2 separate regions of the Mus musculus genome follow, and region 2 is linked to region 1. The links are chromatin loops, found by intact Hi-C in ENCODE. Cell type or tissue: heart. All regions are shown on one strand.

Region 1 (8,000 bases):
TAGCATATTATACTTAAAACATGAAGTATATATAACAACAACAACAAAAGTATTGAAAGCAGCAAGAGGAAAAAATGTGCAAGTCACATACACAGGAAAAGCCATCAGAATAACAGCTGACTTCTCAATGGAAACTTTGAAAGCCAGAAGAGCCTAGAGAAAAGCATTCCAAGTCCTCAAAGACTATGACAGTCAACTTAATATATTCCGCAAAACCATCTGCCATGATTGAAAGGAAAAGAAAAATGTATAATGACATAAACAGCCTAAAATAATTATACCCAGTAAACAAACCCAACCTAAGAAAAATACAGGAAGCATTATTTTGGGCTAAAGAGGGGTGAGCATAGCAGAGCGATTGTGGTACTAAATCACAAAATATCACTGAGAACACAAATCACAACACCCAAAATCAATAACAGTGTTCACAACTAACACACACATTTAAATAATAACCGTAAATATTACTGACTTCTGTTCTCCAATCAAAAGACACAGATTGGCTGAATGGATCCACGTTCTGTCTACAAGACACAGTCTGACTGAATGGATCGATCTTCTGCCTACAAGAAACACAGCTTAGTTTTTTAAAGATAGACAACATCTTAGAGTAAAAGAATGGGCAAAAGTGCCTCAGTCAAATGGGACCAGGAACCAGGCAGGTTAAGATCCTAAGATCTGACAAAATAGATTTCAAACTAAATATAATCAGAAGAGGTAAAGAAGGGGACTTCATTCTAATCACGGGGACAGTTACCCAAGAAGATGTTACTATCCTAAACATAGATTCCCCAAACTCAGGGACACCTAGCTTCATGAAAAGTCTACTACTAGAATCAAAGACCCCAACTATCACCAATCCACTAATAGTAGGTGGTTCATCCCAATAGACAGGTTATCAAAATAAATAAATAAATAAGCAGAGGGCTATCAGAATTAACTGACATCATACATCAAATGGACTTAGCAGATATCTACATATTATTATATCCAAACACCAGACCATATACATTCTACTCAGCAGCATATGGAAGCTTTTCTAAAACAGATCACATCCTGGGACACAAAATAAATATTTATAAATTCAAAAAGGCTGAAATCACTCCTTGTATCCCATCAGATCACAATGCACTAACCTTAAAATTGACCACCTCTGGTAAATACGCAAGATCATGGAGATTAGACAACTCATTACGAAACACTGAATGGGTCAAAGGAGAAATCAAGACAGCATTTTCTAAAACTTCCTGGAACTAAATGAAAATGAGAACACATTACCGCAAAAATGTCTGAGACATGTGGGAAGCAGTCCTGTGAGGAGAACTAATAGCTTGAAGCTCCTACAGTAGAACTTAAGAAAAAGCACAGACAAGAGGGTTAGGAATGCAACTGATAAACTGGAAAACCAGGAACAAACCAAACCCAAATCCATCCAACAGCAAGAAGTAAGAAAAACCAGAGCTTCAATCAATGAAGCAGAAACAAAGAAAACAGTACAAAGAATTAACAGATCTACGAGCTGTGTTTGTTTGTTTGTTTGTTTGTTTGTTTGTTTGTTTGTTTTTGAGAAGTCAAACAAAATTGACAGACTCTTGGCCCAACTAACCAAAAGACAGAAATACCCCAAGTTAAACGAACTAGAAATAAACAGGGAAACATTACAACAGTCACTGTGGAGAATTCTCAAAAAAGCTATACTAAATCTACCATTTGCCCAGATCAAGCCCTCCTTGGCATATGCCAAGTGTCCTGCATCATACTCCAACAGATCAGCCATGTTCACTGTTGCTCTAGTCACAGTAGCTAGGAAATTGAAGCGACCTAGTGTCCTTCAACGGATGAGGACACAATGAAAACGTGGCCCATGCTACTCCCGTGTTAAGAAATGAAACCATGACTTTTGCAGGTAAATGAATGGAACTGGAAAACATATTGAGCGAGGCAACCCAAACCCAGAGAGACAAACGCTGCGTGTTTTCTCTTGTTGGAAGTACCTCGCTCCAGATCTTCAGACGTGAGTACTTGGCCTGGAGTGACAGAAACAGGAAACTACACTGGACCACTGCTGGGATAGTGGATGGGGGTCATCTGGAGGGGAGTGGCGGGCGTGGTACAAGTGATCTGATCCATAAGATGGAAAAGGGGGGCTATGCCTCACTCGGCTCTCCTCAGAGGGGCTTCTTCTGCAATAGATGGAATTTCATGCAGAGACCTGTAACTGAACAGTGCACAAAGAAGCTGACACTTTGGAGCACTCAGTCCCAAGTGGGATGTCTATCAAACTCCTCCGTAGACTCAGGATCTATGGGAAAGAGGAGGCAGAAAAACTGTAAGAGCCAGAGGTGATGGGGAGTCCAAGGAAACAGTGTCTTCCAGACACAGCAGGACTGGTGCACACATGAACTTACAGAGACCGTGGTACCGTGCACAAGGCCTGGAGAGGTTCAAGCTAGATGAGGTTCCGGCACTGAGAGGAGGAATGGGTACAGGACCCTACATCTAACCAAGAAGCCATCTGATACTGATACCAGCTGGCAACGGAAAAACCAGCTTCGTTCAATGGAGTCTCAACTGGGTGTATCATCCACACTCCGGGGCAGGCCCTACGCTCAGGAATTCATTTTGTGTTGGCATGTTTTGGTTTGGTTTGGTTTTTTTCTAGGCTGCATGTTTCATTTCATTTAGTTTTGCCATTGTCTATTAGTCCTTTGCTTATTTGTTTTGACTTTTTATGTTGAGATTTGTTTCTGTGAGTTTGTTTGTTTGTTTGTTTGTTGGGGGAGAGAAAGAAAGAAAAAGAAGAAGAAGAAGAGAGAGAGAGAGGAGGAGGAGGAGAAGGAAGAGGAGGAGGAGGAGGAGGAGGAGGAGGAGGAGAAGAAGAAGAAGAAGAAGAAGAAGAAGAAGAAGAAGAAGAAGAAGAAGAAGAAAGAGAGAGAGAGAGAGAGAGAGAGAGAGAGAGAGAGAGAGAGAGAGAGAATGTGAGCATTAAGTTAGGTAGGTAGGGACCTGGGAGGAAATGAGGGAAGGAATTCATAATCAAAATATATTATATAAAAACAATTACTTTTCTTAAAAAGGGAGAGAAATGAACTGTGTATAGTGTCCTTCCCTGGCTGCAGACACAGTGACCAGCTGTTTACAGCTGCCACAGCTAGGGGTGCTCATTATCATGTGTTCCCTGCCTCCCAACTGAGCGGACAGAACCTGTTCCTTCCTTGCTCCCCTTTCATCAAGTATTTTGACACAGCAGAGTGCAGTAAGTAATATGAGCCCTCCCTCCAGAAGGACTATGTGCTAAAGTCTTAGCTGTCAACCTGAGGTGATCCTGAGAGGTAACAAAACCTTCAAAGGGTGGGCCTACTTCCAGGAAGTTGGGTCACTGTGGGGGCTTTTGAAGATAATGTTGGTGCCCCAGACACTTCCTTTCCTTCTTTGCTTCCAGTTGCCATGAGGCGAGCAACCTTAGCCCGTCATACAATTGTCATAATGATGTGAGTTGCTACCTTGCCACAAACACAAAACAAAACAGGGCCAGATGATCATGGTGGGAGTCTCTGAAATCATGAAATCATAAGCCCTTTATCCTTATAACTTTATTTATAACAAATATTTTTATAATCATGGACCTGATTAAAATAAACGTGTTTCCTTTGCAAGTCAGCATTGAGAGACTAAGAGGACAAGCCACAGACTTAGAGACAACATCCGAGGAGAGCATGGGAGGGGCAGGAGACATGGCTCAGAAGTCACCCGCGTTCTCTCCCCAGCACCAACCATTTGGAATTCTAGTTTCAGAGGATCTGATGCCCTCATCTGGTCTCCACTGGCCCTGCACACACAGGCACATGCAGGCAAAAACACCCATAACAGTAAATAAGATGTCAGCAGCAGCAACAACAACAACAACACAGACTTACCATGCCTGTGCCTACTGCACATCAGGACCAAGAACCCCAGGGTAGCCTCCAGTATGCAGCATGTCTGTGCTACTTCAGACTTTGTCTTAGGAAGTCAAACAACCAAAACATATCTGGTAAGGGCCGGTCACCCTTAAGTAATCTATGAGCATCAAGTATGCAAAAGGTGCTTAAAACTTGATTAAAAAACAAACAAAATACAAACAACAAAGCAAATTTTAATATGAGCAAGAGACATAGACAGGCATCACAGAAGATGCAATAATCCTATGGAAGAGGGCATCACAGCCTCTGCCATTGGAGACTCCAGTTAGGACAGCAAGGCACAGAAGATACAATAATCCTACGGAAGAGCACACCATAGATAGCCTCCGCCATTGGAGACTCCAGTTAGGACAGCAAGGCACCACTGCACACTCACTATGTCTGGGCAACACAAGTGTTGCTGGGGATGTGGACCACAGGAGCACAGCCAGCTTAGAAAACAGCTTGGCAGCCTCCTCCAAATTCCTTACAAGTTTATCTTCCACAAAAGCAGTCAATATGATGTAAGGACCCAGAAATACATCAAGCTCATATGTTCTCTTACTATAAAACACCATCAGCTTCTCCCCTCGATATGGACTCAAAGATTAAAAATGCATGTCCATGAAAGCATGCAAAGGGATCTTTAGAGCAGCTGTAAACACTGGGAGGAACAAGGGCCACCTACCTCCTCCAGGTGTGACAGGTAAACTGTGAGCATCCAGACTACTGTCAGCTGTAAACACTGGGAGGAACAAGGGGCCACCTACCTCCTCCAGGTGTGACAGGTAAACTGTGAGCATCCAGACTGCGGAAGGTCATTTTCCCTAAAAGAATAAGGCTCTCTAACCATGAAAAGTCATGACAGGAGTTAGGAACATAGTACCTGAAAGAAATCCTCCTGAAAGGACCACATGAGATTCCAAGTAGATGACTTTCTAGAAAAACAAACCAACTGTGGGGTTACTGAAGAAAAGAGCGACTACTAGGAATTAGCGCGGAGAAGACACTGGGAGGTGCTGAGACTGGTGTGTATGATAGAACGCTGGATACACGCAGTTATGAACTGTGAACCGCACAGGGCATAGACTCAGTGTGATGGTCTGTGCTGGCTGTAGATCCATCAGTTATGGTGGGAGGTGTCAAGGAAGAGAGGTTGCACATGTGTGGGGGCGGGGCTTTGAACTTAGGTTTGAATTCTAGGAACCTTAAACTGCAACCACTAAAAATCACTAAACAGACAAACCGACCTATCACTGTGACTATGGGTATTTTTTTTCTTTCACTACACTTCTTTGTAATTTTGTGTAGTATATTTTGGACTTATGTTAATAGAATTATATGAGTTTAGATTTCCATATCTTCTTCACAAAGTAAAACTTTTACCATTATTAAGTAGTATCTTTATCTTAATAGTGCTTCTTTGCCATAAACTGTCTTGTCTCAGATTGACGTAGCTGTGTCAAATTCCCTTCATTAGTAATCTTCCAATATAGTTTTGTTCCTCAACATTTTGGAGTTTTTAAAAGATTTTATTGCCTTGTTTTCAAACAGCATCTAGTATTCTTTTAGGGTTTCTTTCCCTAGTTACCTGTAGCTTTTCAACGGAAGTTCTAGTCCATTTACAAATAAATTAATTATTGGTGTATTTACACCTATGCTTATTATGAATTTTCAACTACTTGGCTTGGTCTCTCATGTTTCCTTATTTTGGACTTCATAGTTACATTTTATCATTTTATATCCCCATTACTTGGAAATTAGGTACCCTGTCTGCATTCATTTATATTTTACCTATTTACCCTAGAACTTAGAACATGTATTTTTAACTGCTCCATAGCTAAGATTAATCATCAGTATGATGTAGAGATGCTTCAACTTCATTCATCTTCTACCACTGAGATTATCATGTGCTACCATAGAATACAATATTCCATTCAGCTCTTTCTTACACAGCCCAGGCCCATATGCCCAGAGGTGGCACTGTCCCCAGTGGGTTAGGCTCTGCTACATCAGTTAGCAACCAAGAAAACTGCACAGGCTTGCCCACAGGCCAATCTGACAGAGGCAATTGTTCAACCAAGGCTCCTTCTTCCTGAGTGTGTCAAGTTGACCTCCAAGACTAGCCATCAGAGCATGTGTGTATAATCATATTTCACACATACATTGTATTCCCATATACTACTGGTTTACAATTAGAAAAGTGGAGGTTGGCAAGAGGGCTTAGCAGGTACACACACACACACACACAGAGAGACAGAGAGACAGTGACAGAGAGACAGAGACAGAGATAGACAGAGGAGTGAGAAAAAATAAAATGTAATAATAAAAATTTAAAAATTTAATTAGAAAAATAGTAGCAGTATTTTGGCTATACCAACAGATCCTAGGAGAAAAAAAGCCAGGAGAAAAATTGCTGAACTCAAACTCCTGGGAAGCTGGGAACCAGATGGGTTCTTTCACACAGCTGAGCCAGGCCTGTCTCCACCACTTCTTTTACCACTGGGCTAAGTAAGGTCTAACCCAGTTATGCCACAAAAGATAAGATTCAGAGATTCCACACAGAAGTTGACAAAAAATAGTGGTGAAAATCAAAGCTATCTTCAGGGCCAACATTCTCAGTGAGTGGAAGAATCAATCCTGTCACAATGTCATCAAACTATTGTTAGGATAAATGTAATCACAAAATCCCGACAGGATCGTCTAACAGTCTGAGAAGCTAATTATAAAACGATGAGCATATATGGCAAACCTAGAAGAATCTATCACCCTGAAGAAGAAAAATAGGAAGTCCTGTTTGATGTAATATGAAGATTTAAGAGCTACACTTAAGACAAGGTACACATATAGATCAATGACAAACTAGATATTCCAGAAATTGACTAAGATACATATGGACATGTTTCACAGTGAAAAATGAATAAATGTTCTGGGAACTGTGTATATGCATGGGAAAAGTAAAGCTGGCCACATCATAGATCATGAGCAAGATTAATTTCCGTGTTAAAGATCTAACTATGTAAACCAAACCATGATGCTGTTAGAAATGATAAGAGATACAAAATAACCTCCGAGTAGGGAGAGTCTGAGAGAGGGAGTATGGATTGTGTGAGGTAAAACTGGAAGATTTTAGGCCAGTCAAATGGCAGCTCTCCCCTAGTTCTGTCTTCCCTTTAGGAGACTCTCTTCCTTGCACACCATTAGCCTCTGCTGGGCACACTTAGCTTTGTAGCCTGTGAGCTAAGCAGGTCTCTCACACTCCTGAGTTCATGCACTCTGGATGGCTAATAATATAGACAAGGGGTGTCTTCCAGCTGTGCTGGGAGTTCAGGAGGCAAACCCAACCCTGAGTCTTCAAAGCCAGCATTCAACACTCTCTGCTGTAGATGTCAAGAACTTACTTGGAGTTTGAAGCTTTTAGAAATATACCTGTTATGTCTACAATTGTGCAGCAGGGGATCCAAGTAGGGTTAAATAGAGCAGTATCATTTGTAATAACCTAACAGGAAAGAGCCTAAATATTGGTTAACTTTAGAATATATACATTTTTGTGTAGTCATGGGATAAAATATTGCACCATGAGAGCAGTGAGCTACAGAGGCATCACACACCTTAAATCTCTTTAAGAGTTGAGGGATGCCACATGCAAACATGTATATGATATCATCTATAAAGTTCAAAACAGTACAATAAAGCAAAACTATGGTGACTGTGACTGCACAAGGTTATGAAATAGTGCATATGTGCCTATGTGTCTGCAACTACCTTTGGTTGGTAGGGAAGGCTGGGATGAAAAGGGGGTCTTCCAGGTCAAGGTGGAGAACTACTAGGCTATTCTTGTTTGAAAACCTAATTTATCTTCACAGATACTTTATACATGGCTATACATGGTTTGGATTTTTTTCTATATATACTTTATTTGCAATTGAAAAGGCTTAATTAAGAAAGACATGGGGGTGGGCACTGCTGTAGAGTTGGCTCAGATGCTAAGAACAAGCTGCCTGCTCTTCCAGAGGACTCAGGTTTGATTCCTAGCACCCACTCACAAGGTGGCTCACA
Region 2 (8,000 bases), 160 kb before region 1:
ATACCCTCCCCCCGCCCTGCTTTCCTACCTACCCACTCCCACTTCTTGGCCCTGGAGTTCCCCTGTAAAGTTTGCAAGACCAAGGGGCCTCTTTTCCCAATGATGGCCGACTAGGCCATCTTCTGCTACATATGCAGCTAGAGACACGAGCTCTGGGGGTACTGGTTAGTTCATATTGTTGTTCCACCTATAGGGTTGCAGACCCCTTCAGCTCCTTGGGTACTTTCTCTAGCTCCTCCATTGGCGGCGTCCCTATGTTCCATCCTATAGATGACTGTGAAGTCTCCTGTCTCTTATCTTACATCCCCAGGACATCCAAACACGCCTGGGTCCTGGAGCTCAGTGGAAGGAACTGCTTCCATGAAATGAACTCTGACCCCTAAAGCAGCACGGCCTCTGCTCACCATCAGGGTCTCTCCCTGCTCTACCATCCTCTGCCTGACAGACATCCCACTCACCTGCCCACCCTCCCCTCCTGCATTCCCTGCCCTTTCCCCTCCTGCATCATCACCTTATGGCTACTTGCCCTATGGTCTGTATGTGTGAGGGGTCTGTGAGGTGAACTGACCCGTCAGGCTCTGTGGAGTTTCCCATTCCTCATCGACATAAGGAGCTTATTCATTGCCTCACAAGACCCCGTGTGTCTCAGTCCACACGCAGAGCGGATAGCAGCTCACAGGGGACAACTGAACCCAGCCCTTATCTGGAGCCCAGGGTAGGCACTCAGTACAAATGCACTGTACACCTCTGAGTAGGTTTATGACTTAAGCAAATAGTTGGGAAGAGATGTGGGGGCTCTGCTTAGCATGTACCAACCCCTGTGTTCTCTCCAGTGGTGGGGAGCAGGGGAGACTGAGGAGTGGGATGGCTACAGAGCAAGACTCACTGCTAGTGCCCTGGGCTTGTTCATGAGGCTTTGACAACATCCAGGGGTAATGTCACAGTAGGGCCAGGACCCCATCTGATTATCTCTCCAACGTGCAGCAACACCAGTGCTGTATTGTAGTGATTCCCTAGCATAGTTTCAGACTCAGATCTCGGTACTGTCTTGGGACTCATATTCCTTCGTGTGCTCAGGGAGGGGATTCAGCCCACCTTGTCAGACCTCAGGGCAGACATGGCCAACCTTCAACACCACCATCACATCAACCCTCTCCTCTCCCGAGAAATGTTCCTGCTCTGGAGAAAGTGCCAATGGTCTAATCTTTGTCGGAGGAGATTGGACTGTAAGAACATATTCTCACCCACTATCTCTAACCTTCTGGACGAATTCAGGTGGAATGCTATGAAGGCACTGACCAGGGTTCTGTCATGAACACAAGTTCTACCGAGAGCAGTGCTCTGGTACCCCTCTGTCAGTGTTGGGGTCTCTGGGGGGTGATGAGGAAAGGAAGGCACAGCCATCCCATCGAGAAAGAGAGAGAGAGGAAGCTGACATGTCAGCCTCATTGCCCAGGCTGCACCACACAGGGAAGGCTTCCTTCCTGGTCCTGCAACTGCATGGCCTGAGCATCTCCCTGCATCACTGCATGCTATGATAGTGTTTCCCTCACCCTGAGTCCCCTTGCTCCCAGAACTCACAGTAGAAACAATGGGTACATCAACTGCATTGAGTTCTACGGGACGCACAGAATCATGGGTCTGAACCTGTTCTGTACATGTCATGATCTTTTATACTTTAGCTCCTACTGTCCCTGGGTCATACAAACGCAATCATGGAATGTCCTCGTTCCCCCTGCGGCGGGAGGAGCCAAGGCTCTCCTTACTTGTTCCTGATCTTCAGATCGGATCACAACGGTCTCAGGTGTGACACAAGGGATCCTTGGGATGGCTGGAGACTCCACCCTATGAAGCAGGAAAATGAGACAGTCAAAGAGCAGAACATTTGAAGCGGACCCTGACGTCATTCCTAAGACACCTGAGTGACAGGCTTCAGCACACTTGTAATGACCTGACTCACTCACCCCTTACATCATCTCAGGTGACAAAACGACTCCCTGATCTACAAGCTGACCCATGTCCCCCTGCACATCTGTCTCTCCCTCCCTAGTCACACCCAGGACTGGCTTTTGCCTAAACCCCTCCATCCCAATGACCCCCAGGGGGCCTGACTTTCACCTACATTTCTACTCCGAGTCCCAGAGCTGCACCTGGCCATCCACAGCCTGATCCTCCCACCCCGACTGAGCCCATCTTACACTTGGTCTAGCTTCGGCACAAAATCCAACAGCTCTTTCTCCTCACCCACATCCCGGGAGTCCCGCCTTTCAGCCTTCGAGCCGACAAGTTCGTCACCTGAAACCCAGGAGCTTGAGTGAGGGGCAGGCTGGAGACAGGAAATCTCTCTTGCTCTCGAAAAGCACCTCTCCCAATCCACCTCTCAATATCTCCTCAAAAGTGGAGGGCACTTTTGGTTTTGGTGCCCCAAGGGCCTGTTAGACATGGCTATCCCCAGTCCTGTTCTTCCAACCCTAAAACCCAGGGTGGCCAGTTCCTAGTTCCTCTGTTTTGCAGGAAAGAAAAACAACAAAGCCAGAAAGGTTTTTTTTGTTGTTGTTGTTGTTGTTGGCTGAGTTCACCCTTACACAATAGCTCTTTCAGAGTGTAAAGCGTTGCCACAAAAAGAGTCACAGCTACAGATAATTATTTTCTCCCCCTCCTAGCCCCCTTCTGGCACTTCTTTATAGACCAGGCTAGCTTTGAACTCAAAGATCTCCTGTTTCTACTTCCTGAATGCTGGGATCAGAAGCATGAACTACACACCCTGCCTAGGTTATAGATCATTCCAATCTGCAATTACAGAGAGGCAAACAGCACAGGACTCAGATCTGTTCCTCCCTTTATTTCCATTCCTACTTCTATACCTTGTAAATTCCTCCTTCTGGATTTATTGTTTGTAGTCGCACCTAAATTGGCAACCTGCACACCCCTTCCTTCCCTTCTTGGCCTGACTAAGAGCAGTGGTTTGGGCCCTGGGCCCCGTCCTGGCTCTCCCACTGCATCCGGAGCCCTGGCCCTGGTGATCTGCAGCCCTGTCCCTGTGACCGGGAGCCAACAAGATGGACATAGAACTGTTCATGCAGGATGAGCACAAACACAGAGGCATGAACACAGATACAGGGGTGGTTTCATGGTGTGCGATCCTGTTTTAGTCAGCTCTGGGCCCTGCGTGGGGCCGGGCCTCGGAGGATGAGAAGCAGGCATGGGTTAGTGAGGAACTTGTGTGCTTATGGTGGGATGTGCTCTGGTGAGAAAGACCACAGGGAACAGAAAGCATTTCATACCCATTATAGATATGTGAGCAGTTCCTGGAAGGCAAAGAAGAGCCAAGTTGAAGCATCAGACCCAGTATAGTGAGAGGCACGTTATTAAGAAGGGGGCATTAGAACTGTCTAGCTGACCGTCATACCACCACCAAATTCTAGACAGAGGGGGCCACAGATCAAGCCCATCCTCGCTATCCTGGGTTCCCTTGATTTGGGGCTTACTTGGGAGTGGGGAGAAAGGAGGTGAAAGATACTCTGGAGATCACAAAGTTGAAACCTTAATCACCCATCACCCAATGGTAATGGAGAAGACTTCAAACTTTCTGCCCCACTAGGTCAGAAGGGCAGCTGACCAGTATGCGTTCTCAGTCTTAAAAACCTGCCTTATTAGTTACTGAAGCTCAAGGAGAACAGCAGCCAGATGTTGCTGCAGCTGTTGCCAGCTCTTGATCAAATGCAATTGTATCAAACCTACCAACTAACTTGCCCATGAAGACTCGAGATCATCTGAAAGGAGTTATTTTGTCAATAGGCAATGTCTGTAAGAAGTGGGTCTCCCTAGCTACATTGTATACTTGTATGTTTAGGCTAGATAGGTTTGAGGGGCTCTGAGGGATGCTTGAGAGAATGGAGCCTGAGTTCATCCACAAAGATTTTACCTTCATCTTCAGACACGTCCAGGATCTCGTCCACCGTCTCAGGGTAGCTCATCCGGTGTTTGTCACTGACTAACTGAAAAGAGAAAGGGCGGGGGCTGGGACCCATAAGGAGCCAGGCACACTTGTTTCTGTCCTGCTACTGCCCCAAATGAGCAGCCAGGAAAGGTGATAGAAAAGATATGTTGCCAAAGAAAGCCAGGCCCAGGAGGCATTTGATCTGGAAGCTCATGCCCAGACTTCCCGTTTCCTCGCCCATTCAATTCTTTGGTCACTAGGTGGCAGTATGCCCCACCTGTAGCTAAACAGTGCCTACCAGGCGGGAGGCATTGACTTTGGGCAGTAACCCTCAGGGCCCATGGCCACAGCTGGGGTAGGGGGTGGAGACCTACCACCACACTGGTTTCATCTGTGACCACCTTGAGCACGTCTGTTACAGAGATGTAGCCCAAACGTTTGGCTATTGCCAGAGGTGTGGTTCCGTTCTAGGACAAAGGAGAGACAAGAGAGAGAGTCAGAGAGGAGAGTCTGTCTCCTGAGCACAGATCCAGTACCCTTGGATTCTTCACAAGCGCCCACAAAGACAGACTGGCCCTTGGAGCCAAGAAGAGGTATGCATAAGTATGTGATCCTTGGGGCCACAGAGATGGGACAAGGCAGGAAGGAGAATAGGACAAACTGTAAGCCCTAGGTGTTGGGTATATGGCCTTGGCATGAGAACAAGGCACCCTCCCCGCTGCCACCTGCCCCCGCTCCCAGGGCAGGCAAGCACTTCGGGGAGGAGCCAGTAAGGAAACCCCAGGATCCAGCTGGCAGAAGAGCTCAGGGAAAATTGCACAGTGCCGAAGCTTTTGTTCTCTGTGAAATCCTTCTCTGCTTGCAGAATGTGACCTGGAGTCCACGTGGCTTCAGCCCTGTGCAGACCCTCAGCAAACACTTCTACAGGCAAGGCTCTACAGCCTTCCAAGCTGGGAACAGCCTTGCAAGGTAACCCTACACACCCCCGCAAGGAGAGCAGGAAATGCATCCTGAAATCACCAAGGCTGCTAGGGGTGTCTTTGAGGCAGGCCCAAAGCACTTAAATTTGCCTACTCCTGTCATAGTGAAGGCAGCTTCAAACACACCAGAGGGTGTGTCAGCAGAAATAGGTACGAGCCAGAGGAGAGGAGGCATGGTGCTGGGAACACTATTCTACGATCACTCCAGTGTCTAAGCCTGGAATATGCAAGGCACACAGCTCTGTGCAGACCCAAGACTGTCAACAACCTATGTAGTTAGGTTGTCCCTACCCCCTGTTTCCTTTTTTCAAAGCTCAGGACTGAGGCAGGGCCTCAGAGTTGCTCTGGTTGATTCCTAAGTGAGCGCCCAGGAGATGTTAGCCTGGGAGCTGGGTGTAAGGTACCTTGGTCTTGGCATTGCCCCTTGATCTGTCTCAAACGGGACCGGGTAGGTACTCACCGAGCTGACCTCATTTGGAGAAGCACCATTCTTCAGGAGCAATGTCACAATGTCTGTGTGTCCTTGTTGAGCTGCCTGGTGCAAGGGGCTGTATCCTAGCTACGAAGGGAGGCAGGCATTTGACAGGGTTGGTTAAGAGTTGCTGGAAAGAACTGCATGCAAACTCCAAAGTCCATCTACTATCCCTCCTGCTCCCCCCCCCACCCCATTTCCTTTTTTCAAAACTTAGGACTGAGGTGGGGTCTTGAGTGGCTCTGGCTGATTCCTAAGTGAGTGCCCAGGGGTGTAAGGTACCTTGGTCTTGGCATTGACATCTGCCTGGTGCTGTAGCAAGAACTTCACCAGCTTGATGTTTCCATAATGACTGGCCACATGGAGCGGGGTGTAACCCATCTGAAAGGCAAGAAATGGGTGTAGGTGGCAAGGCTCCATCAGAGCCATTCTTAAATGGAATCCTTACAGAAGCAACCATCTAAGGGAGGGGAGGAAGCCGTCGGGGAAGGGCGAGGGCTACCATGAGACATGTCACCGATGCTGCTTAGAGAAGGGGCAGGATTTGGCGGCAGACAAGTGGAGGCTGACGTGAACCTGGAAGAAGGGGCTGGGTGGAAAGTTGATAGCCTGGGAGATGAGCAAGGGCAGTTGATGTGAAGCAGAGAGAAGACAGAGTGGGGACCGACGTCCGGCGCAGCTCTTAGAGAGGCTGGGATTGGAGAGAGTTGTACTGGGATCTAAGAAGCATTCTTTTTAGAAGGAGAGGGTAACACACTGGTCTATGCTCAGAGGAGCACTAGACGGACAGACAGCCATGTACTGCCGTGCCAATATTCAACAGCAGCAGACTTGTCTCATCTACAAGAGGGGCGGAGCCTCACTGTAAGCATACAAGTGATGGCTGAGTTACTAGAGTTTGTAGGGACTGACCGTGATCTAAAGTGATGGGTCATGGTTGTCTGTGTGACTATGGGCTCAGTGCTAATTTCCTATTGATTTTCGTTTGTTTATCTTTGGTAGGGATGAACCCAGGTCTCTCACATGCCAGCTCCACGTCCTCCGTGTTCAGACTCTGCTCTGCTCCCTTGGATTACTTGGTGTCCTGCCCAAATGGCTGATAAGCCAGGCCCTCTTTGGTCATGTATGACCCTAGGGAGCCAGCTGAAGATTCCAGAGACCTTCTTAACACAGACCCTATGGGTCAGACCTTTGTGTCCTGGGATGGCTTCGTAATCTATGAGGCAGCTCTAACCTCTAGAACGGGATCCTTTCAGGAAGAACCCCCCAAATTCTGAACTAGGTCCAGGACGCCCTTGGGCTTTAAAGAGATCTTGGCTGAAGCTGTAGGCAGTTCTTGGGGTGTCTTCAGTACAACATCGTAGTAGTGCATCTCTGGAACTGGGGTGCATGTGTGCATGGTGCTGCTGGCGTTACTCTGTTCCTTTCTTGGGGGTTGTTTTTCTTTTTCAGCACTGGGGACGGAACTGAGGGCCTTGTACACAGCTAGGCAAACTCTACATGAGTTACATCCTCAGCCCTGTATCCCGAAACAAAAGGAACCAGTACTTCTTTTCCATGCAGTTCCTTATCCCACCAGCTGGAGGTGCTCTGTTCTCCCTCTGGACTGCCACCTTCTTATTCTGGATGTCTCATTTTGTGACTCCTTCCTGTCACTGGGGACAGATGTGCTTGCCATACACTCACCCTTAAGCCACGACACAGGGCTCTTTGCCACGGCACGTTTGAGAGAAAGTCAAACTCCACCCAACACAGTCTTGGCATAAAAGGGGTTGCACTTCCAAGCAACCCAGAGAAATCCTGGTGTTTTCCCTCGCATGCGTTCTACATGTGTGAGACCAGACTTAATATCCAAGTTCCTATGACAGACTCAAAGATCTAGCAGACTAAAAAAACTCCCAGGTATAGTGATCATGAACGCTGGTGTCTCCAGACTCAGGAGGAAGCAGATCAGTGTTGATCCTCAAGGGTTTGTCTCCATGAAGGAGACAATTTCAAGGTGTGAGGGTATGCCTCTGTGATGTTCTAAGGTTTGGGGTGGGGGGTGGTATGCCTGGGTGGATCGTGTTGGGGAATGCAGCTAAGGGAGAGAGACATCCATTACAGACACAGGCACGGGTTTCATGCCTTACCCGGGTGGTAGCATCCACGGTGACGCCATGTTTGATCAGCACGTCTGCCACTGGAACATGGCCTTCTTGTGACACCAGGTGGAGGGGAGTGAGTCCACTCTAAAAAGAAACAGATGTGCACCAACTTTAAGCCAGGGAAGAATTTCTGTCTGCAGAAACAGAGCAGTGAGGCTTGAATTCCTCAAGTCTACGCAGCTCCATCTAGCTATCTGGCTGGTTATTTAGCAAAAAAATTTCCTATCCTGGGCCTCCTGAGTGTCAGATGGCTATTTTTTTTTTAAATGGTTTTAGAGCTTTGTTGTAGAAAGGCAAGGAGAAAGGAGAGAAGATAGAAAGAGAGAGGCCGGCCATGGCCATGTGGAGAGAGGGTGGAGGGAGAGAGAGAAGGAGGGCTAGAGAGTAAGAAAGGTGAGGGCTTAAAAGAGCCAGGTGGCTAATTTAAGGGAAAGTTCAGGCAGCTATTTTTCTGTTCATGG

Evidence for each region. Peaks named below come from ENCODE experiments on the same cell type or tissue, not always from the same donor. Only the 100,000 strongest peaks of a DNase experiment are listed, where the experiment ranks them.
Region 2: a loop joins it to region 1, with 8 times the contacts of the local background. A loop is called at or near these places in 8 of 42 quality-filtered maps.

Annotation. Positions count from the first base shown.
Region 1 is chr8:22,946,762-22,954,761 of GRCm38, reverse strand. No RefSeq gene overlaps it. Among named protein-coding and RNA genes, the nearest start is that of Ank1, 24 kb to the left of the region's middle. In heart, a CTCF peak has its summit at 3,819 (motif pointing left); no DNase peak of the experiment used is centred here.
Region 2 is chr8:23,105,655-23,113,654 of GRCm38, reverse strand. It overlaps Ank1 (ankyrin 1, erythroid), which reads right to left. Exons shown (of 44, transcript NM_001110783.3): 18 at 7,525-7,623; 19 at 5,675-5,773; 20 at 5,381-5,479; 21 at 4,315-4,407; 22 at 3,926-3,998; 23 at 3,285-3,308; 24 at 2,199-2,295; 25 at 1,767-1,845. Among named protein-coding and RNA genes, the nearest start is that of Mir486, 33 kb to the left of the region's middle. In heart, CTCF peaks have their summits at 4,198 (motif pointing right) and 6,962; a DNase peak (open chromatin) is centred at 4,194; H3K27ac peaks cover 200 bases; H3K27me3 peaks cover 1,976 bases.